Linked DNA regions of Mus musculus: all the other regions are linked to region 2. The links are chromatin loops, found by intact Hi-C in ENCODE. Cell type or tissue: left cerebral cortex. All regions are shown on one strand. Each heading gives the region's core, and the rest is flanking DNA. Links, peaks and the distances in the headings are about the cores only.

What was found. A loop is a pair of places that touch in the nucleus more often than their neighbours do. Peaks named below come from ENCODE experiments on the same cell type or tissue, not always from the same donor. Only the 100,000 strongest peaks of a DNase experiment are listed, where the experiment ranks them.
Region 1: it touches region 2 in a loop (3-fold over the local background); 6 of 42 quality-filtered maps call a loop at or near these places.
Region 3: it touches region 2 in a loop (2.1-fold over the local background); 3 of 42 quality-filtered maps call a loop at or near these places.
Region 4: a loop joins it to region 2, with 2.5 times the contacts of the local background. A loop is called at or near these places in 5 of 42 quality-filtered maps.

The regions. Positions count from the first base shown.
Region 1 is chr10:90,821,315-90,828,892 of GRCm38, reverse strand. The region is part of intron 17 of Anks1b (ankyrin repeat and sterile alpha motif domain containing 1B); the gene reads right to left. Among named protein-coding and RNA genes, the nearest start is that of Apaf1, 260 kb to the left of the region's middle. In left cerebral cortex, for the core only: no CTCF peak of the experiment used is centred there; a DNase peak (open chromatin) is centred at 4,014.
Region 2 is chr10:91,029,104-91,036,681 of GRCm38, reverse strand. Apaf1 (apoptotic peptidase activating factor 1) reads left to right here. Exons shown (of 27, transcript NM_009684.2): 17 at 4,972-5,133. Among named protein-coding and RNA genes, the nearest start is that of Apaf1, 50 kb to the left of the region's middle. In left cerebral cortex, for the core only: CTCF peaks have their summits at 2,516 (motif pointing right) and 4,117 (motif pointing right); DNase peaks (open chromatin) are centred at 2,530, 4,112 and 4,732.
Region 3 is chr10:90,963,262-90,970,839 of GRCm38, reverse strand. Anks1b (ankyrin repeat and sterile alpha motif domain containing 1B) reads right to left here. Exons shown (of 27, transcript NM_001359241.1): 26 at 4,448-4,615; 27 at 1-1,036. The coding sequence ends at 926. Among named protein-coding and RNA genes, the nearest start is that of Apaf1, 120 kb to the left of the region's middle. In left cerebral cortex, for the core only: a CTCF peak has its summit at 3,986; DNase peaks (open chromatin) are centred at 4,550, 5,013, 5,543, 6,002 and 3 more places; H3K27ac peaks cover 4,324 bases.
Region 4 is chr10:90,896,209-90,903,786 of GRCm38, reverse strand. It overlaps Anks1b (ankyrin repeat and sterile alpha motif domain containing 1B), which reads right to left. Exons shown (of 27, transcript NM_001359241.1): 19 at 6,361-6,540. Among named protein-coding and RNA genes, the nearest start is that of Apaf1, 180 kb to the left of the region's middle. In left cerebral cortex, for the core only: no CTCF peak of the experiment used is centred there; DNase peaks (open chromatin) are centred at 3,030 and 5,714; H3K27ac peaks cover 511 bases.

The sequences.
Region 1 (7,578 bases), core at 1,604-6,603, 210 kb after region 2:
AGGTGGTAGTGGACTGGAGGGGGTGAAGGCGGGTCCTGCTTCACTCGAGGCCACTCCAGTGTTTCCTCCCACTAAGCAAGCTGCTTTGTGTTTGCACCACAGAAGCCACCCGCAGTGTAAAACTCAACTTGTGTGGATCTGGGCCATCCTGTGTGACTTGGGTTCCTGCAGCGTTTGCCGACCTAACCTTGGCTCAGTAGATTAAAGGGTCTCAGTTAAGATTTGATAAGGCTCAAATCATCTGCCCTCCTCCGTTTCCACCAGTAATAGTTGGTAACTACTACCAACATCTGTAGAAATGTTTACTTTGGCCAAGGCTTTTTTTTCAAAATTATGCCAATTAAAGGAAGTGTTCCTGTAACTGATCTTAAACAAGACTTTGCTATTTTGAAAATCCCAGGATGGGTTTCCTTAACATAAATAAACAGAAATCATTTTGTCTTAGCCTGCACAATGCTATACTGGTCCCATGGACAGCACATCTGCCAACCCATACATCTTGGTCCTCAGGTTCTTCAACGTTGCATCTGCAAGTGTTTTAAGTTGCCCACATAGGCTCCTGTGGGAGCCACAGAGTCTCAGAGAAGAGCTGAGGTCTGGTGGCAAAATAAACATCACCTCAGGATCTCTGTAAAAATTCTAACAGAATATTTAAGGGAATGGCTAACATGATAAATCCCTAACAGTATGTGTGCAGGGCGATCCACTTTATTTATTGCTTCAAAGCCAAGGCAAGCAAAGGTCCTGGTCAGGTGCAAAAACTCAAAAGACTGAAACAAAAATGCAACGCGCTTCTTGTAAGAGGTAAGTTTAGTGAGCACCTACAATTCCCCAGAGATCTGTGTATCCTTCCTTTCATCCTCACAACCCTGTGACTTAGGTCTTGTCATTACTCAAAAGGGTGATGTAGCCAGTTCTTTCAGCAACACCAGACACTGTTTCTTGTCTGCTGCTATGTCACTGCCTACTTCTGTGGGATTCACATAGTTCCCAGGGTTCGTCTATTACCAACACGCAGGCCCCGGGACATAAAGCTGGGCATTCCAGGCGTGTGAACTAGGGGCATCTAATCATATGAAATTCAGACATATTCCCGTTTGCATCAGGAAAGAAAGTTCCCGAAACCCCCAGCACTGGGGAGTAAATAGGGACAGGCCCTGATGCACTCTGTATGGCAGAGCTACACCAACGCCCCAAAGCTTCTGCTTCTACATCTTACACAGGTAAAGAAAGAATCAGCCTGCATGCTATCTGTACTCTAATGAACGGCACCTGAATGTTGGGAGGAGAGGAGGGGAGAGGCGGGGGCATGTTTTGGGTAGCTTCTTTTGAGATTAGCAAACTCTCAGTGGCTTTGAAGGTAGGTCATTCCCTTCAGTTTTCCATTCTGGAGCTCAGATACCTGTGTGCTGAGGTAAATGTGTCTTCTTGGTTTTGCAGTCACGGAAATGACTGAGGAATAGTATTTGCCAGAGTACTGCTCTCTTGTGGATATTATTTTCAGGTTCTCGATATAGGGCAATCTAGAGCTACCATCTGCTAGGAATAAACTGCAGGCTATTTAGGAGGGATGTGAACTATTGTGTCCCCCCCCTCCCACCCCAACCCCTGAGTTGAGTGCTCTGCACTCTGGAAACATTTGAGACCTCTAGGTCATTTTATGACTGCGCCACCTCTAGAGAATGAATGAAAACTTAATTCCCTGTCAGCCTTTGTGCCAGCAGGTGGAAACCAAGCTGAAAGGCAGCCAGACGGGGAAGTTGCTGTCCATGGTGGCCATTTACCGGGTCTATTCAGTAGGACTACTGAATTCACATCCTGAATGCTAGATGTCTGTGAATTAACTTCAGCACAATACTAATGGAATTTGGTAGGAACCTCCAGGTATGCACACTAAAATATAAAGGTATGGAGCAGGGGGTGGCTAGAGATGGCTCAGCAGTTATGACAGCGCTCGCTGCTCTCACAGAGGACAGAGATTTGGTTCCCAGCACTCGAGCGGTGCCTCACAGCTGTGTGTAACTCCAGATCCAGGGCATTTGATGCTGTTTTTCTGGCCTCTGGCCTCTGGCCTCTTCGGGCACCAGGCATTCATTTGGTGCATATGTGTATATGCACACAAGGCAAAGCACTCATACACATGAAATAAAAAAATATAAATATCAACATATTCCTTTACTACTTGAGGGGAAATATTAAATAATTCACAGAAGAAAAGATGTTTTGCTCTAAACTCAAATAGATCCTACTCGTTGAAGTTTTGGAAATTTTTATATTCCAGAAAAGCTTCAAGATATGAGCCCTAGGTCCCAAAGCCCAGAGAGGCCAAGTCTCTTGACTAAGGAAAATCCTTACTGTAGGCAGCACAAAACCACAGACCTTATCACTTGTCACAGACACTTGTTATGGTATTATGATACTCCAAGGAAACTCAGTGTCAGAATTCCTTCTGTCATTTTTTCCCCTGCTAAAAAGTCATTCAACTTCTTGTTTATGTCATTTGAAATTTGGAGACTATAAAGCCTCATGTTCCTCACTTTTAAAATATTCTAGGCTTTTAAGTAGTATAGTGTTCCTTGCAAAATGATTCAATTTAGGAAGAAAAAAGAAACCCTCATGATACTAAAACTCAGCCTGTGAGTCTCCTTAGAGGAAAACATGGCAGTTGCTTCAATATAGTTCATCAACATGACCTTCTCAACATAAACTGATTATTTAAGAGCAGTCAGTTTCTATCAGACAGACTAACATTAGAGATGTTAACGTCCTAAATTCTTTCTTCGTGTTAAAAAGTTACCCAGAGGACCAAATAGATGACTCTAGAGCTTGTGATAATTTTTCCAAGAAACGTATAAAACATTGATCTGAGGTGCCTTTGTAGACATTTAGAGGAACAATGTCTAATACCGTATGTATTTGGTGGTAGCAGACTGCACAGTTTGACACCAAAATGTGGAATTGTATGTGTGGATTCAAGTAAGGGGTATTCCACTTAAACGCTCTGTGATCCGACACACTCTACCTAACTTGTCTGAGCCTCGCCATTCCAATTTGTAAGATGGATGTGACAATAATGGAAGCTACCTCACAGAGCAGTAGCTACAAGGAAAGGAAAGTAATTATGTGTAATGGTCTTTTTGGTGTGGTAACTTGGCTGGCTGAAAATTCCCAGTTATTTAAACACTAGCATAGACACTGCAGAGGTGTTTCATAGATTGTAATTAAAGTCCATTGACTTTAAGGAGACCATCTCAGATTATCTGACTCAATCAGAACTCTAAAGGCAGAACTGGAGATACCCCAAAGAAGGAATGGAACTATTGGAACCTGTTCCCAAGAGTTTAGTACCCTTTCTGACTGCCCTGTTCTAGACTTCAGACTTACCTGGTGAGCCCTCTTCACATAAGTGGACCCTTTGCAATATGTCTCTTAGAATAAGTATCCCACTGGACTATTTTCTGATTGGACCCTAATTGAGACACCACAAATGGTTAAAAAAAAAAGTAACGAAAGTGTCTACAATAAAAGAAAAACTGGAAAAATTAGCTAAATTAATTCCTTTTTTAAAATTTTACTAAGCATTTCTCACAGTACTGAGTTGAGTTTTGTTTATTTTTTTTTTAATTTTTATTTTTTAGGTAGCTCAATGGTTAAGAACACTGGCTGCTTTTGCAGAGGACCTAGGTTTGATTCCCAGCACCCACATTGTGGCTCACAGCCATCTGTAATTCCAGTGTCAGGGGATCTGATGGCCCCTTTTTGACCTCTGCAGGCACTGCATGCATACAGTTGGTGCACAGACCTTCATGTTGGCGAAACACCAATAAACATACATAAACCCCTTAAAAAGAGCTTTGGATTGCACAGGAGTATTTCTCTATTAGTGTCAGGCCAATCAGAAATGGATTTAAGGTTTTAGTTTAATTTCCAGAACATGGAAAAAGTGCCAGTAGGATTGTGCCAGTAGAGATGCCATCTGGAACTGTGTGTAGGGGCAGGGGGGATTGTATAATCGCAGTGTGAGCTTCCTGGGGGAGGAAGGCAATGAACAGAGAGATAGTTACTCCTCTCCCAACACACCCTGTCAGTTTACTGCCTGAAAAGGGAGAACTGGTTTTCATGAATCAAGAATGGGATTCTGGGAGATAACACAGACTTATGCACTATCTAGTCTTCAGTCAGCTAGTATTACATACCCAGGAGAATGGCTTTGAGGTCTTATAGAAAGATATACCTGCATATAAGTATGGTAGTACAGATATTTCTTGTCTCAATGTTAGCCTGTCCTTGGACTTAACATATTTGCATCTTAGATTCTTGTCATTTGTTTTGAGCATTTCTAAGTAAGGGGGAAACATTTCCAGAATATCACTGAAAAACATGCACGGTACAAACATATATATTCAGAACTGTATCTGTCCTTCAGAATTACAATGCAAAATTTGTGAAAACAAGCCTGGAAATGCATCAGATAAACAATCCAACATCATCCAGGTAGCCTCAGAAATAGGATTAAAAAGTGAGAGCGCCAAGAAAAGGATGGTAGCTTTCAGCTTTGTAGCAAAACAAGACCCAGTCTTACAAATGTATGTTTTTAATACTGTGTGTTCATGCATGTGCATTTGTGTGCATGAAACCCAGGCAACTGTCCCAGGATTCTCATTGGTGACTTTTCTCAAAGATAGTGATTAAAGGCACGTTTACTCATTTATGATTCAAATGATGAGGTGACTGTTCAGTGATGGTAGGTTAAGTCAGAGTGAGGCTCTGATCTTGTGGAGCATTTACAATTCATCCTATTGAATTCCATCTAACATGTAACTTTCCTTAGGAATAGTTTTGTATTTTTTTCCCTTTGCATTGGCCCAGGAAGTGCCTTTTTGCTGACATGGTAAGATTTCGCCCTTTAATACTGCATTCATCATTTAAAAATCACTATTTAAGTTATAAATCTTCTTGTAAGAATGTGTGGGGTGTAGTGCCCTGCTTGTGTGGTTTTGTATTCATGGACAGGTCTTTTGATAAATGGGCACTGAGAAATTTACTGAACAAATGAAAGAAAGCTTAGGACACGATGAATTCTAGTTGCTATCCAGCTAGAAATAAGGCTGAAATCAGACAATAGAAACATGGAGCTCAGAAGAGAGATATAAATCTCCTATCAGCTGATTCTGGTAGTTGGAAACCCTGGGAGTGGATTATCATCAGCCACAGTTGCCTGTTCAATGAAGTCAGGAACAAATGTTTGTGGTCAGTACTCTGGACAGCGACCACGGAGTCCCTCTTTCGCAGTGTGATTTAAAAAAAAAATCTCAGTAGATTAGAAAAGTTGTGGGAAATCCCACCCACATTTTTTTTTTCAACAACCTGGATACATTTTTCAGGAGACAGATATTCCAGAACTACAACACTGCAGAGATAAGCATACAATCAATATGGATTTAGAATCTTTGCACTGTGGAGTTTTGTCTCCTGGTATGGAGAAAGCAGGACTTGGGGTTGTGTTAGGTTTTGACAGAGGGCATGGGATACAAATAAGAGAAGAAGAAGGAAACTCAAAGAGAAAGGAGTGGGAGCTTGGGGGGTGGAGACTGTGCAACAAGGATGCAACAAAATGAAAGTGTTCAGGAGAGTCAGGCATTGGGGAAGGCTTTGGTGCTCAACAGTGGTCCTTAGTGATGTGGGCTCACCATAGAAGCATCAATGTGCATTTTTAAATGCAAGATTTGTTTATGTGCAATGAGACAAGTAAAGCTCAGACTGACTCCTACATGCGTAGTTGTTATCTTTATTGCTCTATCATGCTCTTTTGCTGTGGGGAAAATCCCTTTGTTTAGGTGGCAATTTAAAAACAACTTACAGACCTGCCTATTAACTGTGGTATATTTACAGATCTCACTACCAAGCTGAAACAAGCCAGAGTGAGAAGACGGGACCTGCACTTTCTCCTGAAGGCAAGCAGGCTTGGAATCCAGGGGGAATGAATGTAGACACTGAGGCCCATCTGCTGGAAATGTTCTGCCCCAGTCTCCTGAATTAAGACCTAGGGACTTTTTTTTTTTTTTTTTTTTTGCTTTGTTTTGTTTTTTCCATGTTAACTACATCCAGGGCCAGAGCAACATGCAGCTCCAATGAGCCATAGCTAAGCCCTCTGCTTGCAGTGGTTGCTCACAATCAACTCCTGGGATTTAGTTTCAGCTGCGAGACACAGGTGGTAAATACCCCACCTTTTAAAACACCTTTAACAAACAAAGCAGCCAGCCATGCACAATAGACACAGCTACTTCCAAGGCTAGCAGTGAGACCAAGCTTCAGGTAAACTCTTTCACTAAGTGACCACATACCCCGATTACCTAAGGATATTCCTTGTTAAATAGGTCAGACTATATGGTCTGCTTTGCGGTAGGTAGGGAAACACAGTCTGAGGCATCCCAGAGACTCATTTGGGGAATTCCTACGGTGGCACATAATACAGAAAAGTCCCTCAGTCTCTGCACGGCATTCCAGTTCGGCTTGATTGTCCCCACTGCTATGAACCTTGAGCAGTGGCTTAACCTTGATGCACTCCTGGCCCCTGCATCTATAAAATAAGGGCAGCTGCTCTTTAAGGATGTTGTTTAAGAATGAAATGTGTGCACGTGTGCGACACTCTGTACTATGCCTACAGCTCAGCAGTTACCCATCCAGAGAATTAATGCATCCTCGTATTCAGTCATAAGCCTCCATAAACCCCCTCTACTCTATCACCAGAACTAAACAGCCAAGCTTGCCCCCAGTGCCTTCTCCCATGCTCATCAACTGGGCAAACAAGAAGAGCCACAAACACCTTGGAAATCCTCTCTACTACAGACAACAGAATCTCAGTTTTTTCCCCCTATCAATGGGATCTGGCAGGGGATAAAACAGTTTCAATATTTGTTTGTTATTATATACAGCATTATAATTATCTAGCAATGTATATTAAGCATGTTGAGATATGTTAGAAGAACAAAGGAAAGAAGAGTTACAAAATAACTATAAGTAGTAAATAGATATGAGTAAGGAGTCAATCTCTAGTCCACTGTCAGGTCAGAGGGTTCTATTGTCTATTCTGTCTACTACGGTGGTTCATTTGGGGAGGGTCAGGACAGAGATTCTCTTGAGGCAATTGAGAAAGAGGAGCCCTTCTTCCACTGGATTTTCAGGATTTATGGATTGTTGAGGACGCTGTCATTGGGAGTGTCTTCCTTTGGGTGAAACTAGTGCAGAGTCCAGGAAAAACAAACAAACAAACAAACAAACAAAAAAAAACAAATAGAGAGTGAGAGACTAGGTGTGGTTGTGCATGCCCATGGTTCTAGAATCAGGGAGACTGAGGAAGGAGAGCCACAAATTCCAAGTCAACAAACACACAAGCAAAATGAAAGAAAAAAAAAAGAGGTAGGGGTGAGGCAGGGGAGACAGTTCAGTCAGTAAAGTGCTTGGTCAAGCAAGCATGGGGACTTGAATTCTGATCTCTAGAACCAATCAGGTATGGCAGTGTGTGATGTGATCCCAGTACTGCAGAGGCAGAGGTAGAGTCCTTGGTGGGACCGCTGG
Region 2 (7,578 bases), core at 1,714-6,713:
GAAACTGCTTACCTATTAGGGTCTTGGAAGCAAAGCAGGAAATAGGAAGGCCTGGGGCTCCACTGTTCCCTTCAAGGGTACATGTTAAGGGCCTAACTTGGCTTCTCTAGGCCCTCATCCTTAAGGCTCTAAAACAGTGGTTCCCAACTTGTGGGTCATGGCTCTGTTGGCAAACCTGTCTCCAAAAACATTTACATTGTGATTCACAAGAGTGGCACAATTAGTTGTGAAGTGGTAATGAAATGATGTTACGGTTGGGATCCATAAGGAACTGTATTAAAGGGTCACAGCATTAGGAAGGGTGAGAACCACTGCCCTAAAACCTCGTGTGCCTGTGCCGCAGCCTGGGATCCACCCTGTCAGCTCATAAGCCTTTGGCGGAGTTCCTAGATCTAAGCCGGAGCAGCGTTTTTATGTTTGTAGAAGGAAGGCTTTCCTTTCAGCTGCTAAGAACCTTTGTCATACTGTTATTTTTGAATGCTTTATAACCCAGAGTTTAAATTCTTCACTTTAAGCATATCTTCCTCTTAAACATGTATTCATCATGTATTTTTAGATCGGTAGCATCAGGAGGCAGGTTAGCCTGCTTCTGTCTTCCCTGAAGAATCCAGTCTTATTTTTACTGTAGTCTTGTTGAAGAGTCTAGGGAGCTCTATCTACAATGCTGTGAAAGGGGACATGGTTGGTGTTTTATCTGTCACTTTTGGAGTCTTCTCCAATTGTTTGATTTCTCCTCTACTTTTTTTTTTCTGGAATATTTGTTTTTGGATTTTTATTTTTTTTCCTTGCCTTTTCTCCTTTCTCCTTTCTGGAAGATTCTTTCACTTCGTTTCCTAATATTTTAAATACAACAGTATTTTAAAACTTATTCACAGATTTTTCAGTACTTGTTCTTAGAATTATATTTCCTAAAAAACATTACACCGCAATTTCATGACTGTATTTTTTCTTCTTGCCAGTATGAATCGTTTTTTTTTTTTTTTTGGTTTACGTATGCCTTTTCCAGAGCTGTCTTCAGTACCTGCTCCTGTGTAGCAGTGACTTCAGGAAGGTGTCTGGGAATTGTGTTTCCTTCTAGGGTTCTTAGGGTTTTATATTTAAAAAAAAATTTTTTTTGTGCACGAGTATGAGAGTGGAGGTGCCGTGGTGTGTGTGTGGAGGCAGGAGGGCAGTGCTCAGGAGTCAGGTCTGTCCCTGAGCCGTCTGCAGGCTCAGCTTTCACGGTTTGATGATGAGCTCTCATTGGTAATCTTTCGTCTTGATCAGGGTGAGTGTTCTGAGAGAAATGCCTCGCTTTCTGGTTGTAGTGAGAAGAGTCATTGGAACATACCGTGGTATCTAGGCAGAGGTGGCAAAGGGAATGTATGCTTTATCTTAATGTCCTTATTTCCAGTATACTGACCCTGCCCTTAACTGGGTTAAGTATAAAACAACCCAGCCCACTCTTAGGGTTACAGCCTACCTGGACCGTAGAGTGGCAGGACGATCTCAGTGGATCTCTAAAGAGCCCTCCTGAGTTAGCCCCTCTCTCTAGAAGGAACCAGCCTGCACTTTCTGAGCCACTTAGATTTGAGTTCGTTCAGCTGGTTCCCCACTGCAGGCTCAGGATTCAGGTTTTAGGAGCCCACCTACCTTTCTTCTTCCTGGCCTTTCCTGTTACCCCGTCACAATTTCCTTTATCTTGTGGGTTGTAGCTAGAGAGAAAAAAAAATCCCTTTACTGTTGTTTTACATGGGGTTTGGGAGGGCATTCAGGTGAGTGTGGGTTTTTTTTACTTATAAAGAAAGCTAAGCTGTATTTCCTTTAGTAACTTTCTATTCATCTGTGCGTGAAACTGGTATATAATCTGTCTTTTCAGCTATAAGTTTTTAAAAACTGTGTATTTAGTATTCACTGGATGCTAGATACTATACTAGGCCTTTGGGGTTTAAACGCTAGAAGAAAAAAGTATGCCCCACAGTCTGGTTATTCAGAATAAAGTTAGGGAGATGGCAAGTGGATAAACAGTGACAAAATTATGTTCCAGACTGATTTCTTTTTAATTTAAAGATTTTTATATTATTTTTAAAGTTATGTGTATATGTAGATTTCTGTGCATGACTGACTGACTGTGCCTGTGGATTGCCAGTTGTTACAAACCCAAGGCAATGTTTCCTCCTTCTGACTCCGTCAGTATCAAACAGTTCAGCAGTGAGGGGTGCACCCCTTGAGTTTCTTAACCATCTATGGCAGGCTGATGCCAGGTTCCCTTTTTTAAGTTACACTACCTATCTTTCTGTCTGTCTGCCTATTTTTGCGTACGAGTGTGTACATCTCACAGCACGAGTGTGGAGGCCAGAGGACAGCTTGCAGGAGTTGGTTCTCTGCTTCTACCATGGTGCGTTCCAGAGACTGAGCTCCAGCCAGCGGGCTCGAGGTCTTACCTGCTCAGCTGTTCCTTTTGTTAGCCTGCAGGTCCTTTCAGGTTTCAGTACAGCAGGTGGGAGTTTGTGATTGATCGCTGCCCTAGCTTGCCCAGCAGATGGCGCTCTGCTATCTTTCTTCCTGTCTCCTGGCCTGTGCATTCTTTCCACACCTTCAGCTGCTGTGTTGCCTGGGCCTTAGAGGCCTTAGACGAATGGTAGGAGTGACTTGTTTAGGACATCACTGTTGCCAGCGTGTTGTCAGTCATGGGTCTCTGCATTCATTGTCATTTCATTGTGAATATGTGTATACTTTATTACCGGTCTTCAGCTGATGGACACACCGATTCTATTTACTAGCCAGTGGTGTGGCCAGTTAGTCCTGAGCTCAGAAATGTTTATGTCATGTTGGTCAGCGACAGGTGTTTGATTTCTGTATTCGTGTGTGAGTGTCACTAGCAGTGGGGGACAGGCATCACTCCACTCAGGGAGACCTGCCTGTGTTGATGACGGCTTTCCCACAGAGCTATTAAGCCAGTGTCACTGGCTCTTTGCACAGGCAGAGGTCCAGCAAAATGATGTTAGATAGCAGCTTGTCAAGGTCAGAGCCTTGTAAAGCCTTTACTGTCTGAGAGAATAGGAGCTGTAAAATTATCGATGCCCCAAAGGCTCTGGGATTCTCTAAGCTTGTTGTAGGGTATCATGTAGATAACCATGTGGTTTTCTGGGCCTCAAAGAGAAATGGTCTTAAAGCGTTTTCTTTAAAGATTGTTAGTTAAAGCACACAAGAGCTTAGGGTGCACAGGCACCCTGGGAACGGTGCAGTGGCCTCCTCAGAATACAGTGGTGTGGCTGTGTCATCTCCTGATGTGTGAAACTTTATCATTGTCTTCTAGGGGCTGAGCTGGCTGCAGAAGCTCACACAGTGTTGGTAGGTGTAGTGAAATTAAATTGTGTCAGCCTGCTTTTAGTTCCCAAACCTAAGTTTGTCCTACTAACTGTATGATTTCTCATAGATTCTGAATGTTAGGACCAAAGCTCTGCCATTTGGTTTGTTTCTTTTTAAAACTTAGAAATTACTTTATTTAACGTGTGTGTGTGTTGACATGCTTGGAGGTCAGAGGACAAGTTGGCCAGTCAGCTCTAGCCATCCCTCATGTGGGTCCTAGAGACTGAACGCAGGCCACCAGGCTTGGTGGGAGGTGCTTTCCCTACCCCTGACCCATCCTGCCTGCCTGCCTTCTTTCTGTACTAGATAAAGAAGGCTAACCATGCTAGTGCCTGTCGTCTCTTTTGTTTTATTTTACACAGAGTAGACACAGTTGTCCCAAGGGGAAAGTGTTAGGGTTTGGCAGCCTTTTTTGGGGGAGGGGATTTGGTCCAGGACATGGTAACCCTTTTGAAGCCAGAGCACACCGCTCACGCTCAGGTCTGAGAGTGAAGGTGCATCCTTTCAGGGGCCGTTGCTTGTGTGGCTGTTCCAGAATAGGGCTTAGAGTGTTTCATAGTCCATTTCTCAGAGCTGGTTAGTTCTGTGGCACTCCATAGCCCTACCCAGCACAGCGGAAGCCATGCTTCCTCTCACTATAGCTTTCAGTATAGTTCCTCCTTTAGGGGTCTCATTCTCACTGGATGCCCAGCAGGCACCGGGGCCCAGTACAGTTTGCTTCTGCGCTTGTGGTAGATGTGACTTGCATCTCCTGCTTGTCCCAGTAGAGGGCAGCAGCAGACAGCTGTGAGTCCCTTTTACACTCCTTCTCACTGTCAACACCAATCTTTAGCCACTTTCCACCCTGTGCAAGGCCCAGTTAACTTTTTTCCTTTTGAGATGAGCTCTCATGTAGCCCAAACTGGCTTCAAACACACGATCCTCCTGCCTCAACTGCAAAGCACTAGCATTATAGATGTGTCAAACTGTATGCAGCTCAATTAACTTTTTATCTAATTTTAGTGACTTTGGGGTTTTGTTTGTTTGTTTCTGCAAAATGGAAGCTGGATTTCTTGCTCTCTTTTTCTTTCTTTCCTCCCTCCCTCCCTTTCTTCCTTTCTCCTTCCTTTCTTTTTCTCTTATTGACTTTACATCCAGATCATAGCTCCCCCCTCCCACTTTACAAGTTTCTCCCTCCATTGCTTCTTCCCATTCTCCTCAGAGAAGGGGAGCCCCTCTTGGGTACCACCCTAACCTGGGACATGGGCGGGGGGGGGGGGGAACCTAGTTCCAGCAGGACCAGGCACATCCTCTCCCACTGAGGCCCAACCCTAGGCAGTTCAGGTAGGGGAAGGGGATCCAATGGCAGGGAACAGAGACTGAGGCCCTGATCTGCTGGTTAGGGGACCCACATGAAGACCAAGCTGTACATTTGCAGCAAATGTGGCGGCGGCGGGTGGGGAGGGGGCTAGGTCTAGTTCTTGCAGGAAGCTGGATTTCTTAATTTAAAAAACTAATAAAAAAATAGGCTTGTGTAAGACCATCCATTGGGCAGAGCATGTTTGTATGACATTTAATCTAGTTGGAATTCTAGAGGAGTGTGTTGGGAGTAAAGCAATTTTGTTTTTTGTTTTTAAACAGCTTTGGGATGTGAGATCAGCAAACGAGAGGAAAAGCATTAATGTGAAGCGCTTCTTCCTGAGTTCAGAAGACCCTCCAGAGGATGTGGAGGTGATCGTGAAGTGTTGTTCCTGGTCTGCAGATGGTGACAAAATAATAGTGGCAGCAAAAAACAAAGTCCTCGTAAGTCCTGCCAAGTCCTGCCATCTCAACCCACTCCACTCGGACACAAAGTTTCAACCTCTGTTATGTGTGTGTTGTCCTGTCCCCCCCCCTCCCGTCCAGCTTAGCTCTGTTATTTGGCGCAGGCTTCCTAACTGCTCACAATTCTTAGAAGCCCTGCTCTCTGGGGATATGGGCGGCCTCGTAAGAAAAGGTCATAGTCATGCAAGTCAGAAATAGTTTCTACTCTCCCAGGACACGCAGTAGGAAACAGCATAGGAAAGCCGACACCACAGGAGCAGACTGTAGCAGTCCAGTGTTCCTCCAATTTATTATTTTCAACGTTTTATTTCATGTGCATGGGTGCTTTGGCTGCATGTATGTCTTTTTACCATGTATGTAATGCCGTGGAAGCCAGAAGAAGGCGTTGGATCCCCTGGAACTCTACATACAGATGCTTGTGAGGTGTCACGAGGGTGCTTGGAATTGAACCCAGGTCCTCTAGAAGAGCAGCCGTTGCTTCTCACTGCCGGGCCATGTTTCTGCCCCACGTCCCCTGAAGTTTATTTAAAAGAGAATACTTTCTTCATCACTTAAAAAAGTTTTTAAAATAGGTTGATTTTGGTGATTTTCAAAATACCTTTAAAAATTGGTTTGAATTATGTGCATGTATTGTGTCTGTGTGTGGAGGTGTGCATTCGAGTGAGCAGAGGAACCTGCTAAAGCCAGAGGCATTGGCTGCCCTGCAGCTGGCGTGACAGTGACCGGGATCCTCCTGATCGGGGTGTTGGGAAATGAACTTCTGCCCTTCTGAAGGGCGTGCATGCTCTGAACTGCTGAGCCGTCTCTTGAGCCTCTCAGAGTGTCTTTAATTCTTTTACAATTTGATGGCTCTTTAAGAACTGAATGAAACTGTGAGATTTTTCCTAAAGTAAATAAAAACAGACAAAAAAGAAAATGGTAGGTCTCATGCTGACATCATGGTCTGAGTACACATCAACATGTGTAATTTAAAATGTAAACCCCCAAGAGATGTGGATTGCTATGGTGAGAGGTCTAATGGGTGAGATGGGCTCTCAGTAGACACAATGGTTTGTCCAAAGTTGGACTGTGAGAGCCAAATCCTGTGGTTCATGGACATTCTGTGCTAATACTCATTTTAAAAAGCATGGCACAGAGGTATTAGAAGTCAATGGTACCATCATATATTTATATATAAGCTCATTGAGGGACTGGGTGTGTGCTTACTGATCTAGTAATTGTGAATCTGGTCTTTGGTTACTTGTAGACTTATGTCCCTCTAGCAGGAAACTAAGATGAAAAATATGTCCGTTTGTCTTAAGTGTGTTAAAGTCTGTAAAGATAGAATACATACAATTAATTTGTAAAATTTGAAGACTCAAAATTCGATTTTTGTTAGGATAAAAATATATACTGTAAAATTTGCCATTTTAAACTGTTTCTTGCTTTTTCTGATGACTAAGGTGTGGATTTAGGGTCTTGCAAATATAGGTACGTGCTTTATCATTGAACTACGACGACCTCAGCTCTTTTTCATTTTTACTTTGAAATAGCATCTTGCTAAATTGCTTGAACTCACTAGTATAGCCTAGGCTTGCCTCAAACTTGCAGTCTCTTACTTCAGAAGCCTCCTTAGAAACTGGAATTAAAGATGTTCCTAGATAATTCTTTTTCTTTCTTTCTTTCTTTCTTTCTTTCTTTCTTTCTTTCTTTCTTTCTTTCTTTCTTTCTTTCTTTCTTCTCTCTCTCTCTCTCTCTCTCTCTCTCTCTCTCTCTCTCTTTCTTTCTTTTTCTTTCTTTCTTTCTTTCTTTTTTGAGACAGGGTTTCTCTGTGTAGCCCTGGCTGTCCTGGAGCTCACTCTGTAGACCAGGCTGGCTTTGAACTCAGAAATTTGCCTGCCTCTGCCTCCCAAGTGCTGGGACTAAAGGCATGCGCTACTACTGCCGGGCCCAAACAATTCTTAAATGTACACAATTGGCATTGTAATCATATTCATAAAGTTGTGCAGCCATTACCACTGCATGCATCTTCCCTCCCTCCTTCCTTCCATCCATCTATCCATCCATCCATCCATCCATCCATCCTTCCATCCATCTTTGCCTTGTCTTGCCTTTCTTTAATTGATAAGGACTCTGTGTAGCCCTGTCTGTCCTGGAGCTCATTCTGTAGATCAGGCTGGCCTCAAACTAGAGATCCACCTGTCTGTGCCTCCTGAGTGCCAGGATTAAAGGCATATGCCACCACAACACAGCCACCACTGTATGTTTTAAAAGTTTTCATCACTCAAACAGAAACTCTGTTACCAGTAATAATTCTCAGTTCTCTATCCCCACTCCCTGGTGACTAATAACATGATGCATGAATTTGCCTGTTCTGGAAATTGTACAAGTGGTATTATATAATACTGGTTTATTTATGCTTGACTCATTTCATTGAGCCCAGTG
Region 3 (7,578 bases), core at 1,723-6,722, 66 kb after region 2:
AGGCTAAACAAAACAAAACAAAACAACCCCAAATAAACCACTTATGCAGGCTACAGCTGAGTCAGCACTTTGAGTCACCCGAAGCACTAGCCTGTTCTGCTCCTGAGGCAAAGGGCATCAGGGCTTCACCCTGACAGAGCCAGGACCTCAGGGCAAGTAGCAGTAGGAATGTAGTCATTTGAAACGAAACCAGAAACATCCCGCACAACAAACCTAGTTTTCTTATGAATGCATTAATGAAACATTCTTTTTAATAAAAATATTTAATACAAGACACATTTTTTTCTGTGCATAATAAATTCCTCTGTTTTAAATCACTTTTTAAATTTTTTGAATCATTCAATAAAGGTTTCCTTTATCTGACATAGTTGATTACTATAAAATCCACAAATATAGAAATCGAGTGTGTGGGGGGGGACAGAACTTCCTGGTGAGGGTTGCTTTGTCTTTTTGCATGGAATTGTACTCAATGATACAATGACTTTACAGGTACTTTGGGGGTGGGGTAGTACTGGTCTGACTTTCCCTTCAAAACGGCTGACCTGACCGTGAAAACTTAAACCCAAGCTGTTTAGACTTTCAGGCAGTACTGGAGACCCTCCCTCTCCCCACCCTCTCACTTTTAAAAAGGTATTCTCCCCCCAACTAAAGCAAAGCAAGTACGGGGCAGTTGAGCAGTACCTCAGAGGAGGCGGTGGTAGCGGAGTTGGGGCGCCCCGCGCAGCCCCCCTCGCGCCTCTAAGGGGCGTCAAAGTCTCGCTGGCAGAAGGCTCCCTAGGGATGGCCGTCGCCCTTCCGCCCGTGACGAGGCCACGCGAGCTGGAGCAGTCTTCCTCCCGGGGCGGGTGGACACGGAGGCGCGAAGGAGAGCCTGCTGCGGGGACTGCTGGGCGAGCAAGGCACCGCGAGGACGGGGCGGCGGGTATCAGAAAATCGTGGTTTCATACTTGGTATTAATGCCCCTCTTGGCTTCTTGCCCCGGCTCCACAATCCACGGCAGATTGGCCAGAGTCTTTTGCTCAGAAGGGTCGATCTGCTTTAAAACAGAAAGGCTGATGCCCGTTATCCGGCAGCTGGGCGGCGGCGCGGCCGCGTGGGCGCCGCTGGAACCCCACCTCGGGCCCCGCTCGCCCAGCCGCGCTGCGGGGCGGCCCCGGCGGCGTCCGCGCTTTCGCACCTGTACTGCACAGCGACTCTGCAGGGGCCTGCAAGGGTGACGCGAGTGAGACCTGGCCCCGCCCCCGGGGCGCAGAGGCAGGGGAGCAGCGGTGGTTCCCAACACCCCAATATCGGGGTCCGGAAAGAACCCTACGTCCTCCGAGGACATTGCAGCGCCCCGCTCACTTGCCTGAGGCCTCTCTGAGCTCCAGCCATGCCGCCCTGGGGATGGCCCTCGGGCACCCATCCGTGCAGTGAGGCCTCTGCTCTCTCCCGGTTGCCTCCTAGCCAGTGTGGTCCAGGTCTTGGCTTCAACACCACTTCCTATCCTAGAAGCTGTATTCCCCACACCCTCTACAAAATGGCACCTCAACCTTTTAGCTCCCCCCTTCCTGACACAGACACATACCACCTGTCTACTCCCTCTTCCACAACGGATGCCCCGCAAAGGTGGGGGTTTTGTTAACTTTATTGCTATTTTCTCCAAACCTGGGAAAGCTCTTAGTGGCTCAATGCAAGGCAGGCATGCAATAAATATTTGTCAATAAATGCTGTTCAGACAATGAGTGCTCGGCCTGGATAAGAAAGGTACTGGAGTGGACAAAACGCAGGTACAGATTCCGGAGGGAGGGCAAAGTGGCCGAGAGGGATGTACCCCAGACAGAGGGAGGGAAGAGGCCAGCAAGGGCCTGTCAGGCTGCGCCTTGGCGGACTCTGTCCTGGGTTCAGATAAAGCCAAGCATGTCATTCCCTGGGCAGCAGCTAAAGTCTGAGCTCTGATGGGCCTCAGTTAAGCTCTTTCCCCAATGGCTTGCTCATCCCTTGGCCATCATCTACTTGGCTCTGTAAACGGGGGCCAAGGAGTTTCTGGAAGGCCTGCTCAGACTTCCTCTATCAGCTTTTTAACCTCCTGGAGGCTGCAGGGCCTGAGCCTATGTGCCTATCAGGCTGCCTTCTGCCATGGTTTCCCTTGTGCCTTCATAGGACGAGGGAAGAAGGACTTTTAGAAAGAGCACTGTGTGTGTCCTGAGAGTAAACCACTGGAGCTGAGGAGATGGGAATTCTGAAGCCTGGTGAGGGCCTGCATCCAGAGCCAGGTAGACTGGGTACTCTCCTGTTTCCCAGAGAGGGTGTCTAGATGAATATTCTATGAGCCCTTACGGCATCAAAGTCTTAGTGCTCCTCTGGAAGGAGTCTGCGTGGACCGCAGTACAGCTGGAAGGACGTGCGTGCTGTGAACAGACTCATCCAGCCCACACGAGAAGGAATAGAGTAGTCTAAGCAACAATCCCCACAAACATGCTGTGCATTCCTGGACTCAGAAGCTTAATAATCGCACTCAGAGACACATTCGTTAAGTCCACCCTCACCACCTCGTGTCTCTGACCGCAGGTTTGTAGTGAGTGCTGCTATGGCCCTGGGGTGACAGCATGCCAGTGTATTTCATGGAGTAGATATTTTTGTGCAGGAAGAGAGACAACAGAAAGCTCAGTCAACACTACGCGGAATGAAGAGGGCCTACAAGGTGACCAGGCAACTACCCTGGTTAGGAAAAGCTTCGTGCAGCTAAAACCTGAATGGTACCATGGGGCCGTGCAGAATTCGGGGGTCAGGGGAGGTGGAAGAGAGCAATCATGGGAGACATAGAGTCTCCAGTGGGACTGAGCAGTGTACTCGAGGAGTGGAAGGCCTAGGCATCACCACGTGTGATCAGAGATTAGGTTTGGGTATTTTTAGGGTGCCATGGTTTTTGCTGTATGAAAAAAGGGAGTCACTGGGAAGGTGTGCACTGGCCTTGGATTAGGGGGGTGATGGAGGAAGTAGAAGAGGAGTGGGCAGACTGGAGGTGTGTTCGAGGGGAGCAAAGATTGATCTCTGCTCATGGGCTGGATGTGGAGGTACAAGTACAACAGCAATCAAGGTGACTTGGGGACTTTGGTGACAAGCAGCATGGTGAAGTGTTGTGTCATTTGCTGGGCTGGGGACAGAAGGGGGTAGAGAAGCAAGGATTTATAGTGGCTAAACTTGAAAGTGGAGATGCTTAGAAACAAACTGGACAGACATTTCTAGGGTTCTGGGGTGTGTCAAGGACTGGGGAATAGAGAGCAGGGGGCATGGGCTGGGTAGGTGCTGAGGCAGGAGGGTCCGGGATAGGAGTGTAGCATGGGATTTGAGAGGTGCAGCAGCCACTGGTAATGACCAATCAGCGGAGGCCTTCTGGGATGCAGGAGGACACAATGGACTCTCAGGGACTCGGAGAGGCCGGATGCTGAGGGATCATCCCGTGGGTGGTGAGGTGACCAAGAGCAGAGACAGGAGAGGGGGAGGGGCCCCAAAGGTGTGATCCACAGAAGCCACATCATCCCGAGGAAGGAACCTCTCTTTGGAGGTTAAAAATGTCTATTTTTCTCATGACACGGACGGAGGCTGAGAGCTGATGGGAGGAGGAGGAGGAGGAGAAGGCAGCAGATGGAAAGATTGCGGGATGAGGGGGGGCAACGCATTCTGGGGGCCTGCCCGGTGCCAATCCCAGAGAGTCTAGGATGCGGGATGGATGCTGGAACAGAGAGCAGATGGGGAGCTGGCTGGGAGCCTTCCAGCTTTGGGGTGTTGCTACTACCAGAGGCGGCCGCTTTGAAGTCATACCAGCCTGTTGGGACAGGATGTCTGCGGAGCCTGTGGGAGGGAGGGAAGGGAGGAAGTTCCTGGAGGGAGGCAGATGACAGGGAGGAGGGGGGTACCACCTTCTAACAGTTACTAGGCTGTGGAGAGCTTCAGCTGTCCAGAGGGAAGGCACACAGGCTGTGGCTCAGGCATCTCGAGGCTGAGGATGCCGTGGTCTCCTGAAAGGCAAGCTGTGGTATCTAGCTTTGGCCAGGAGGGTACCAGGGTACCGTCACCTTGAGCCTCTGCACATCTCTCTGGAGGGCAGAGGCTTGCCCCCTGATTGAGTGGTAGGCGAGGCCTCAGAGAAGGCTGCCTCCACACTTTCCTAGGCCTTCTGGTGAGCTGGGTCAAAACCAGAAGCAGCAGCTAGCCATCCAAGCTCTCAAAAGGCTATTGCTAGAGGTGGCAGAGAAAAACGTGGTTTTCTCTGTTACCTTTGGGCTCTGGGGAAAGGATTCTTTGAGCCTGCGGGAATGATGGTCACATGCCAGCAGGAGACCACAGGAAAGGACAGGGGAAGGCAGGCTGGATTCTAAAGGCCTCCCCCTCACTGCACCAGGTCCTCTTTGAATCCCCCTTCCCTCTGGTTGCAGGCTTAAAGATGTCTCTGTCTTGTACTTACCACTGACTTCCGAATGCTAACTCGGGGCTTTGGGATGGGTTTCGAGGGCTTGTTCTCAAAGCTTTCTGGGAGTGTGGAGGAATGGCCCCCTTTTCTTGCTTGTAGGGCTAGTTGGTAAGCGACCTCAAATGCCTGTCCCAGCGTCAGGATGATTTCATAGGCTAAATTCTGCAAGAGCAAACAGACAAGACAAGAAGAACATTTACTAGAGGCACACAAAGGGTCAGAGTGAGTGGATAGCTGAGGAGCAGCGTGGACCTTGAACTGCCCCACCGGCAGCGGCAGTGACTCAGGGGAAGTCTGTTAGAACAAAGCACTCTGGACGCTAGTCACTGAGGTAGCATCCTTGGAGCCAGGCTGCCAGACCTCCTCCCCCATTAATTCCTTATAAGCAGAGCCCTCATGCAGCCCACCAGCCCCGGGTGCTCCTCCAGGTGCAGCTCGCTTGTGGGTGGCTTCTTTGCTCATGAGACTTGGATGGGGGGAAGGGGTTTGTAGCAGTGATCCCACACGCTCCATGGGAGGTGTTCTTGAGAACTTTGGGTCTTTTTTACCTCAAACATCTGTGATTCAGTGAATATATACGAAGCACAATCAGAATCTAATTTAGGCCGGGGGTAGAGGCATTAGTCATGCTGGTGTGGCGTCTCACAGTTGCAGCAGCGAGCATGCAAACATTGTTCAAATAGAGCTAATTATCCGTCTATTTCTTGAGGTTTTTTTGCACTCCCCAAGGGTTCACGCTCTATATTTTATCATCAAATCACCAAGAGACGAGAGTTTGTCAGGGCAGGATACCATACCAAACCTCTCCTGGGACGTACGTCCTCTGCACAGAGCAGTTCTCCCAGGGTTGTTCCCGCCTTTCTTCACATACTTATTTTTTGACTTCAGCTTTCTCTCCCACACGCAGCTTCCCCTTCTCTTCTCCCACAGGGACAACATGACATTAGCCCACTGGAAGGTGGGATCGGAGCCACAACATCCTTACGCCAGAAAGCATCATAGAGGTGGGTGCCTACTGGTCTATCCAGAATGACCCTGGGGTTGAACCTGTGGCTTCATGCGTGCTTAGCAAATGCTCTACATTGAGCCACAGTCTCAGCCCGAGGATGCTCTCAGTGCTACTATACAGGCTAAGAACAGCCTACCGTGACCATCCCTACCGTCTCTCTCTATGGTTTCTTTCAAAAATGCAGGTAGCACTCTGCTTCTGCTGAAAGTACACCATGTCTTCCTGTTCTTATTACCCCCCACTCCTTCCCAGCATGCTTTGAGAAATGTTAGGGACTCTGTTGCCCTCAGCACTCAGTGAGGATGGACTACATGAGGTGGACTCTTCCATGGGGAAGAGTCTCACCAAGTCTGGACCAACTGGACTTTATGTCAAAGTCCTATCAAGTGTCCTTGTCTCAGACTCAAGCCGGGCAATGTCTATGATCTTGAGAGCTGGTGGGACAGTCAATCTCTGTGCTCCTCTCAGACACACATTCGATTCTGTCATCCCGTCCCTTGCACAGCCAGGCCATGCACTTCCCTGCAGTGAACACTAAGCCATGTTTATTTCCACAGCTGAGTCAGACGAGTAAATTAACAACTCACCAACAAATGATAGTGGGGGAGCACTGGGAGGCAGCTCTGACCATCACTGTACAAAGAGGGCTGAGCCCTTTCCTCTGCCTACTACTCTCTGCCTACACTGTGCACACGTCATTCATTGGCAGCTTTGCCTCAGGGCAGGAGGGGGGCCGGGGTGGGGTGGGGAGGGTGGGAGGGAGGTGGGGTCAGGACGGGGATGGGGGCGGGGTCTGTAGAAGTCCAACGGGGCTTCTGACTTCCCTGGTGTCTGTTGTGAAGCTAACAGGCAGCCTCTGCACGAAGGAGCAGTGAGCTTAGGGTGCAGATTCCTTCAGCACTAGCCTCAGACAAATTTCCTGCGTGTGAGAGCTTTGTGAGACTACAGGGTCTTCACGTGGAGGTCAGAGCTGCTCCTCTGAGTGGCTGAGGCTTTCAAATGGTTACTATGGGTTACTTTGGGAAACTAAAAGTTTCTGTATGATACGAAGTTAGATGTTTTGTCCTCTTTTGAAATGAGTGACTGGTATTAGAAAAGTCCCCAAGGAAGAAAGGGAGACCAGACCACTCAGCCCCCAACTGGCTTTGAACTTGTGGCAGTCATCCTGCCTCAGCCTTCCCAGAGCTGGGATGACAGGTGTCTTGCTTCTCTCTTCTCTTCTCTCTGTCTTTGCCTCTGTCTCACTCTCCCTTCCTCCCTCTCTCCCTCTTCTTTCCCCTCCCCCTTCTCTGAGACAGGGTTTCTCTGTGTATCCTGCCCCCCCCCCCCCATGTTCTAGACCTAGGTCTGTAGACCAGGCTGACCTCAAACTCACAGAGATCTGCCTGCCTTTGCTTCCCAAGTGCTGGGATTAAAGGTGTGCACACTAGCACATCGTTCTGTTCTTTTTTTTTTTTTTTTTTTTTTTTTTTTTTTTTTAATTTTAAAAACAGAATGCCTTAGAGTGTTTTTCTTTTCTTTTGTGATTTGGGAAGACCTGGATGTTGTTACCTTTCTGTCTTTTCTGTGGCCTTAATGTTTTAAACACGAATGCTGGATGGGAGGAAGGGAGTGGCTCCTGGGCACTGAGACCTGCAGTGAGGGCTGCACTGTTTGTCTCAGGGTACCAGGACCCAGCAGGGAACAGGTGCTGTCACAGAGGACCTGAGGGCATTCCATCAATCTTCCCTCCATCCCTCTCTTCCTTCTTGCTTTCTACCTCCTTCCTCTCTCTCTTCTCTTCTCTCCTCCCTCCCTCTCTTCTCTTCTCTCCTCCCTCCCTCCCTCCCTCCCTCCCTCCCTCCCTCCCTCCCTCCCTCCCTCCCTCCCTCCCTTCCTTCCTTCCTCTCTTCTTTTCCTCCAGGGATGGAACCCAGGGCCCTAAGCAGGCAGATGCTCCTACCGTGGAGCCACACCGTCACCCTGACCGAGCACACATGATCCAGTGTATTTGCTGCAGGATCATTCTGCCTGCCTCTGCTGTTGTGTCACCCCCACTATGCACAATGCAAGGAGAATTGTTCTCCCCAGAGCTGGACACTGTAAGGCCAACATAGAAAACCATATTGTAGCAGGA
Region 4 (7,578 bases), core at 1,120-6,119, 130 kb after region 2:
ACCAGGGTTTTCAAATATTGTCCTATTTCTCTATTCCGTTGAAAATAGAATCTTTTCTATTGACTTAAAAGGAAAAAAAAGGTTTTAATTTCTCCAGAAAAATAATTGGAGGGATTTAGGTCTGACTAAAGCCTGTCAGGACAAACTCCAGGCATCCCATTTGCTTCTTTGATGAACTTGCTGAGGACAAAAGATTCCAGATGTATAATACAAGGGCGAACCTCAAAAGGCAACTCTCCCCCCTTTTTTTCTGATTATGTAAAGACCAATATGGGGATACAAAAGACACTAACCACATGAGCATTTTTAAGCCCAAAGTTGTCGGAGCTAAAAAAAAAAAAAAAAGGGTATATTTTGAGAAGAGGCAATGAATTGACTAAGTTAACCAAGGAAGTGCACAGCACTTCAGGTTTAAGTCCGAGTCTGGAAGCACCGTTTTCTCCTTGTGCTTGGTGTGAGCCCTTCAGCAGCAGGAGTGGTCGGTTTGGCTTCTCAGCTCATGGAGAGTGGCAGCTTCTTAAACCGTCTTGGAAGCTGAAGTGCCAGCTTATCAACTTGGCAAGCTGTGAGGGAGGAAGCTCTTGATGTCAGAGAGTCCATTCTCAGCCTTGTCGGTGACACATTATCTGCCTGTGCTTCAGTGGGAGGAGGTCCACTAATTTTCTAATGCGACAACCCTTTAACACAGTTCCTTATGTTGTGGTGACCCCTAGCCATAAAATTATTCTTGTTGCTACTTCACAACTGTAACTTTGTGACTGTTAGGAATCCCAACGTAAATAATCTACTGGGCAAGATATCTGATATGTGACCCCTGTTAAAGAATCCTTATTCAACCCTCAAGAGGTTGTGACCCACAGGTTGAGAACCACTGCTCTAGACTATGGAAGAAAAATTTGAAACCATGGATGGGGAAAAAAAAAACCTTTATATTTAGGAGCTCTCTGAGGAAAATCTAAAACAAATAGCTAACCCACGGACATTAGAAAGTATATGATGTAATACAGTAATAAAAACTGTTTCTTCCAACACAGCTATTATTTTTCTGAAGGCTCATACTGTAGACTTCGAAAAAATGCTGAGCACTGGACAGAACGTCTAGGAAAGAACAGTTTTTTCTCTCAGGAGAAATAGGATAGGGTAAATAAATTATAAGCTTTCGTCCTTTTTAGAAAAGGGTAAGTGTTCTGGGGAACACCTTACTTCTCTGGTTTATGTACTGCTCCAGTGCCATGCCTGCCTGCCTGCTGCCATGTTCCCTGCCATGATGCTCATCAGCTAACCATCTGAGGCTGTATGTCCCAAATAATCTTTCTTCTATAAGTTGCTTTGTCACAGCGATAAAAAGTAACTAAGACTATGTATGTATGTATGCATATTTCTATATATGTATGTATGTATCTAACATATATTATCTATTTATCTATCATCTACCTACCTACTTACCTACCCATCCATCCATCCATCTATCCATCCATCATCCATCCATCCATCATGTGTCCACCTATCCAGCCTTAATACTTCTGCACACATTATCTGACACACACAAACCCGAATAGCAGGCATTGTTCACATCTTAAAGCCAAGTAAATTAAAGTTCAGAAATACAAAATGACTTGGTCCAAGTTGCATAGGCAGAAAGAAATCAACTCAGAACCCCAACTGAAGAAACTATGAAAAAAAAAAACCCAGCTTCCTTATTTGGAGAATCACCCAGCCAAGAATTTCTGGGTACAGAGTAATTCCATACCTGACACAAAGCTTTTTGTAGACATGGGAGGACACAGTGGTGCCAAGATGGAAAAGGTTTCTACTTTATCTGCTATAAACCTTGCCACTTTTTGTTTAACAGGCTTCCTGACGGCAAGCATGAACTGAGCCATGAAGTTTCCGCTAAGCTGCTCATGGTGCGCCTTCTTTATCTGCAACTGCATATATGCAATCGACATATGCAACTACATATGTGCAATCGACATATGCAACTACATATATGCAATCGACATATGCAACTACATATATGCAATCGACATATGCAACTACATATTCACAATCTATTACACTGCTACTTGTTGAATGGTCATCAAACTATTTGATAGGATTGGGCCTCAGGGGCTATTGGGGAAGAAGGCAGGAGTTATAGTAACCTGCTATTTATTTACAAGGATGGACTGTTTGGAGAATTAAATAAGAGAAATAGAGCAATACCCGGTAGGGACCAGTAGGGAAGGTGGTAGCAGGGCCCTCACAAGAATGCCTCTAGTTCCTTCCTTTTAATAATAGCAAATGAATGAGGACTGTGAAACTAATACATGTAAAGTACTTTCAAATGAGGGAGTGATCAATCTAGTTACAGATATTAAGTAATTCTTCGCAGATCAAGAAATATTAGGCTTTCAGCTGAATTAGCTTTCTAATGAATTAGAAACCATTTGGAAAAGGCCTTCAGAGTGTCTAATAAATGCTCCAGGCAGTACTGTCAGACTTTGTTTCATTTTTGTAACAACAAGAGCAGTCAAAACACAAAGCATTGTACACTGTGAGTTTTCCTTGGTAGCATCCAAGCCTACATTGGTGTGGAAGGACCGTGTCTCTCTTACTGTTTAGAGCTGATCTTTATTTACGAAGACACATGTACTATTTCATTTTTCCTATGACTTTCTGCAAAGGGAAGCCTTCTATAAATGGCCACTGCATTTCAGCCTGTGGGGGACTCAGCTCTTCTCTTCCTGAGTCCAGAGACCATGCCTCCCAACACCATAAACCCAGCCTCCTCCCTGCCTCATTTCAAGAGTACTTTGACTCCTCCAAAGTCAAGAAAAACTTCTACATGTTGCAATTAGGCCTTAAATAGTAAGAATATTTTCCTCCATCTGGTGTATAGCCCACATTACATTCACTGTCTCGTCTCCACAGAAACTAGAACATACTGCTGCTCTGCTTTGTGCAGTGTGCACATCAGCCATGCGCAGGGCACCTTCTTTATGCTGTGAGGAGATAAAACAGATGCTAAGATACCCTGGAAATTTAAAGGCACCATACACATGGAGGTATAATTATGTCAGTGTGAGCACAACGTTTATTTATTAGGGGTAGGGAAATGGAGAGAGCCATTTAGTAACTTCCGGGCTAATGAGCTTGGTCTAGAAGCATAGGCTAGAGAAACCACATTTCAGCACAGCAGGAAGACCATTGTCGAGATGTGCCTGCATCATTGCACTCACTTTTCAAAGTGTTATTGGTGTTGGAATCAATTCTGCTTTTCATATTGATGCCAGAGTAGTGCTTATATTGGAATAAAGCTAAACAGCAGTCATGATATTTGCAAAGCACCTGTATTTCAAGACAGGTATTATTTATTTACTTACATTCTGTGTGTGTGTGTGTGTCTGTGTGTGTCTGCACATGCACGTGCGCGTGTGCACGTTCTCGAGAGTGCAACGTACCACAGTACACATGTGGAGGTTAGAGGAGAGATTGGCTTGGCTTTCTCTGACTATATGAAAGCCCCTGGGATGATGGATCGTCCGGCTTGTTGGTGAGGGCCCTTACCCTTGAAGCCATCGTGATGGCTCAAGACAGGTATCATTCATATTGTTTTACACTGGAAACGAAGAGTACAATAGTACCCTGGCATTACATTTTCAATGTCCGCCAGCAGACAAAGCTCACAGGCAGAATGCATATTATAGTGATCTCAATATCAAGCTTTGACTCAGCTTCTTTCACTTAAGTAAAGTAGAATTTTCTGGGCAGGACCTGAGAAGGCAAAAGTCCCAAGAATGACTGCAGCCACTTAGAACTTAAAAGGGTTTTGGTCTTGGGCTGGCATTCCAAATCCCCCTAGAGCTGAAAAGGACGGTGTAGGAGGGTTTGTAAGCATGAGACCCTGTCCTGGGGGAACCTCCTACCAATTGTGTCCCCCTTCTCTAGCAGGAAAGAAAGTGAGCACAGAGGTGGACTTCACTGTTTTACGGGAAATAGAGAGGAATTGACTTATATTATTGTAAGCCTCTCGGGAGAAACCCTTGGGAAAACCGGACTGGAACCATGCTGCTGGTTGAGATAATGCTTGCTTATAGGGATTTTAGTTGTTAGTTCCAATTCTTGGGAACATAAGTTGATTAGCTCAATATACGAAAACAGGGGAAATATGATCCGGGACAAATATTTCAGACTGTCAAAAAAGTAAACAGACAGCAAATGACCCCAGTTCCAAATGGGGACGATTAAGAAAAACAACAAAACACCAACTGAGTGGCTGGCTATAATTAAAGTCAGATCAACTGTTCAAGCAACAAAATCACCAAGTACTTCATATTTTGAGGGGTTAAAGTTTTGGAATGGCAACATCTTACGCAGCATATAGTCACCGCTCTATGGTCTTTGTCCTTGCTAACACACTCTCACAAAACAAATTCAAAGACCAAAATGAATCCAACCTAGAGAACTGCAATCCCAGAGTCTCTTTTTCTTATTGATCGGATTCCAGTGGTGCTGTCTTCTATTTTCTCTGCAGCTAAAGTGTGATATTGAACTGCAGGATTGCAGAAGGCTTCTAATAAGCTCTGGGCTGCTGATGGAGCCCCTGCCTCTATCGGTCATCTGATTGCTGTTAGTTGGACCCGAGAGGTAAGTATGTTCACAGCCTCTCTACCATGGCCCTTCAACCTGCTGATCTCACTCTGCTCTCTGCCTTATGGGCTTTCCTCACCTGGCCAGATAAAGGTTCATTCAATTTTCTCAAGGTAAGACAAGTCCTAAAGAGAAATGCGTTTCAGGATGAAGTGATGGCAAAAAGATGTGAGCTATTAAATGTACCCCTGGCCCTGCTTAGGATTCAGAAGGAGAAACTAAGAGAACGATTTTGCCCCATTCCTTTGAGTATCTTCACATGGGCAGAAGAATAATTAATTCCTCATTGAAAAGACTGCCCTATGTGGAGAAATTTTGCAAATGATAGGTAGCTGAGACAGGTAATTCTTTTGATTCCTCAAAGTGACTCAGTCAGTAATAGTTAATGCTCATGAAAGAGCAATCCTGCCTCATTCAGGAAGACAAGGGTCCAAAAAATGACTAAATTTGAATGACTATATAAAGACCATATGGTTCAAGGTTGAAAGCCTTGTCCCTGAGATGTTGTCGTTGGATAAACTGAACCACATAGGTGATCCACAAGTACTGATCTACAAATACTAAGATCTGGGAATGAAAGAGCAGCGTGGGGAGGTGCCTGGATCCTCCTGAGTTAAAGGAGCCTCAGTTGGAACATCAAACAGATTTAAAGGAAATAGCCAACCTCTGAGAATAGGAAAAGTATCCTTTTCTTCCCTCTCCCAATATTCCATCCCACTTAACAAGAAACAAACCTGTCCTAACACTGCCACCACTGAGAACAACTTAGTACCGAGACAGGGTAAAGCAGGCCTTCTCTCAGCAACAACAGTGTATGCAATATAGTCATGGTTTCTAGAACATTCTCTTCACATATTTCTTCCTTGAGTTAAAAGGCTTTCAAAACCATAATCTCACTTAAAAAAAAAAAAAACAACTAAGGCAAAACAATTATAGTCAAATTTTCACCTCTGAGTTCTCAGCTAATGTGTGGGAGGCAGAAGGAGGAGGAGGAATCTCAGCCTTTCGGGCTGAGCTGACAATGGGGAAGCAAAGAGCAGATTCTGCCCATAGCCATGGATACACTATCTCTGTGTGGAGCAACAAAGCTGCAGAAACAGCTGCCCATCTGACACCGCCCTGTGTCACTGTTCAGCTAAGGCTGACTCAAGTTTCTGGGAAGAGACTGGGGGCAGAGTAGAGTGAACATTTGTACCATGGAGGGAAAACTGGACAAATATTTGTGTTAGGCAGCGTTGTTCTTTCTAATTGTTCAAGGAGAGAATGTGGGGTGGTGATGTGGGATGATGTAACTACTCCCCCTAGGGTAATTGTAGGTAAAGTTGGGAGGAAATGACCTCACATGTAGCTAATCTTTTCCCCCAAACTTCTGCCCTGTCATCCACCCAATTGGCACTTAGAACTTAGACTTTTATATTCATTTTTGTTGTGACTTGATTCTGAGCCAGTTTTATTAATTTCCAAAAAGATTTTGAGTGCAGTAAGGTGGGATAGATCTAATCCACTGAGAATGAGTGGATTCAATGGGATACATATGTATCCATCTCCTAGAGGGGGCTGGTCCAAGCTAGTTCAAGAGAGCCCAGAATGCAGCACACTTTATAAAATGGTAACTTCCCACTGAGGCATGGACCGGTAGGCGTCCATCATGAGCTGCTCTTCAGTATTTGAATGCATTACTGCTGCAGGCAAAAGGCAAACACATCACAGAGGCTTCGAACACCTTACCTGAGCCATCTGCCTCTCCAGCTTTGATCGGGGAATATCATCAAAGTAGTTTTCATTTCTTCTCCTCCTTGCATCGCCCTGCATGATAATGTGAGGAACGTCTAGGGAGCCACCAGTGGTGTAAGTGCTTTGGCTAAGTGATGGAGACAACTGAGGAGGAGTGTGATTACCACTGGGTTCCTGAATGGAAATACATCATGAAATAAATACCATGCTCTTTGTGGCTAGCCTTTGGTTTCAAAAATTGTGAAATACGAAACACAACAAGCTACGGGGTGGGGTGGGGTGGGGCGGGAGTGGTTTTCACTCATCTGCTGGGATTGCTAACATTGCACTGTTTAATCCTGTAATGGCGTGATCAAGTCAATGACTTCAGGCCAAAGTATTTAAAATATCATCAGGTGTCTTAAAAAAAAAACAAAAAACAAAACCAACCCAATACCCAGGTGAATGATCTCAGGAAGGAGGTTCATCTCAGAGGGGTACCCCAACTATCACGTGTTTACCAGGGCAGGAGCTATGGGGAGCTCATCCTCACTGCAGTGGATGTGCCGTTACAAGAAGCTAACATGGGACCAGATGGGTCTTGATCCTCTACCAAAGTGTGGTGGGACAACAGGGCTGGGAAGTTGGACACAGTATGGTAACATAGCATGTCACACAACGTACAGACTGCAGAGCAATGCGTATAATGACAGAGGATGCTTTCAACAGCAAAGACAACCCTAGCTGCAAACTGGCCGGAAGTAAGGAGGGACAGCAGTGGCCGAGCCTTGGTGTTCACAAGCCACAAGAGGGCTGGAATCATCAGATTCAGCTGCCATGTCTTCCCCTGACTTCCTTTGGCGGTGTTACACCCATTTTTTTTTTTCCTTTTGGCTAGACTTTGCCCCATCTTTAATTTGTTATTTCTGTAAGACTTTTCTTGGGAGTCAGGGTGAGAGGCTCAGAAGGGAAAGACCAGGGAGCAAACTGGAAATTTCTATTCCTCTGAGGAGGCCTCTCAGCGCACTCATAACGATGGTGCTCGGAGTTCTCCCATCCTTCCACAAAGTAAGAGGAGGGCAAGATAATAATCCCTTTCTAGCCTAATTTTTCTAATTTATTAGAGGACCCCTCTCTTTGGGAGCCATAGTATAAGTCTTACTTCTGCTTCCCTAATGCGTCAAACCCTGAAGTAGCCTACACATATCCTAGCATATCCCAAACCTCTCAGTA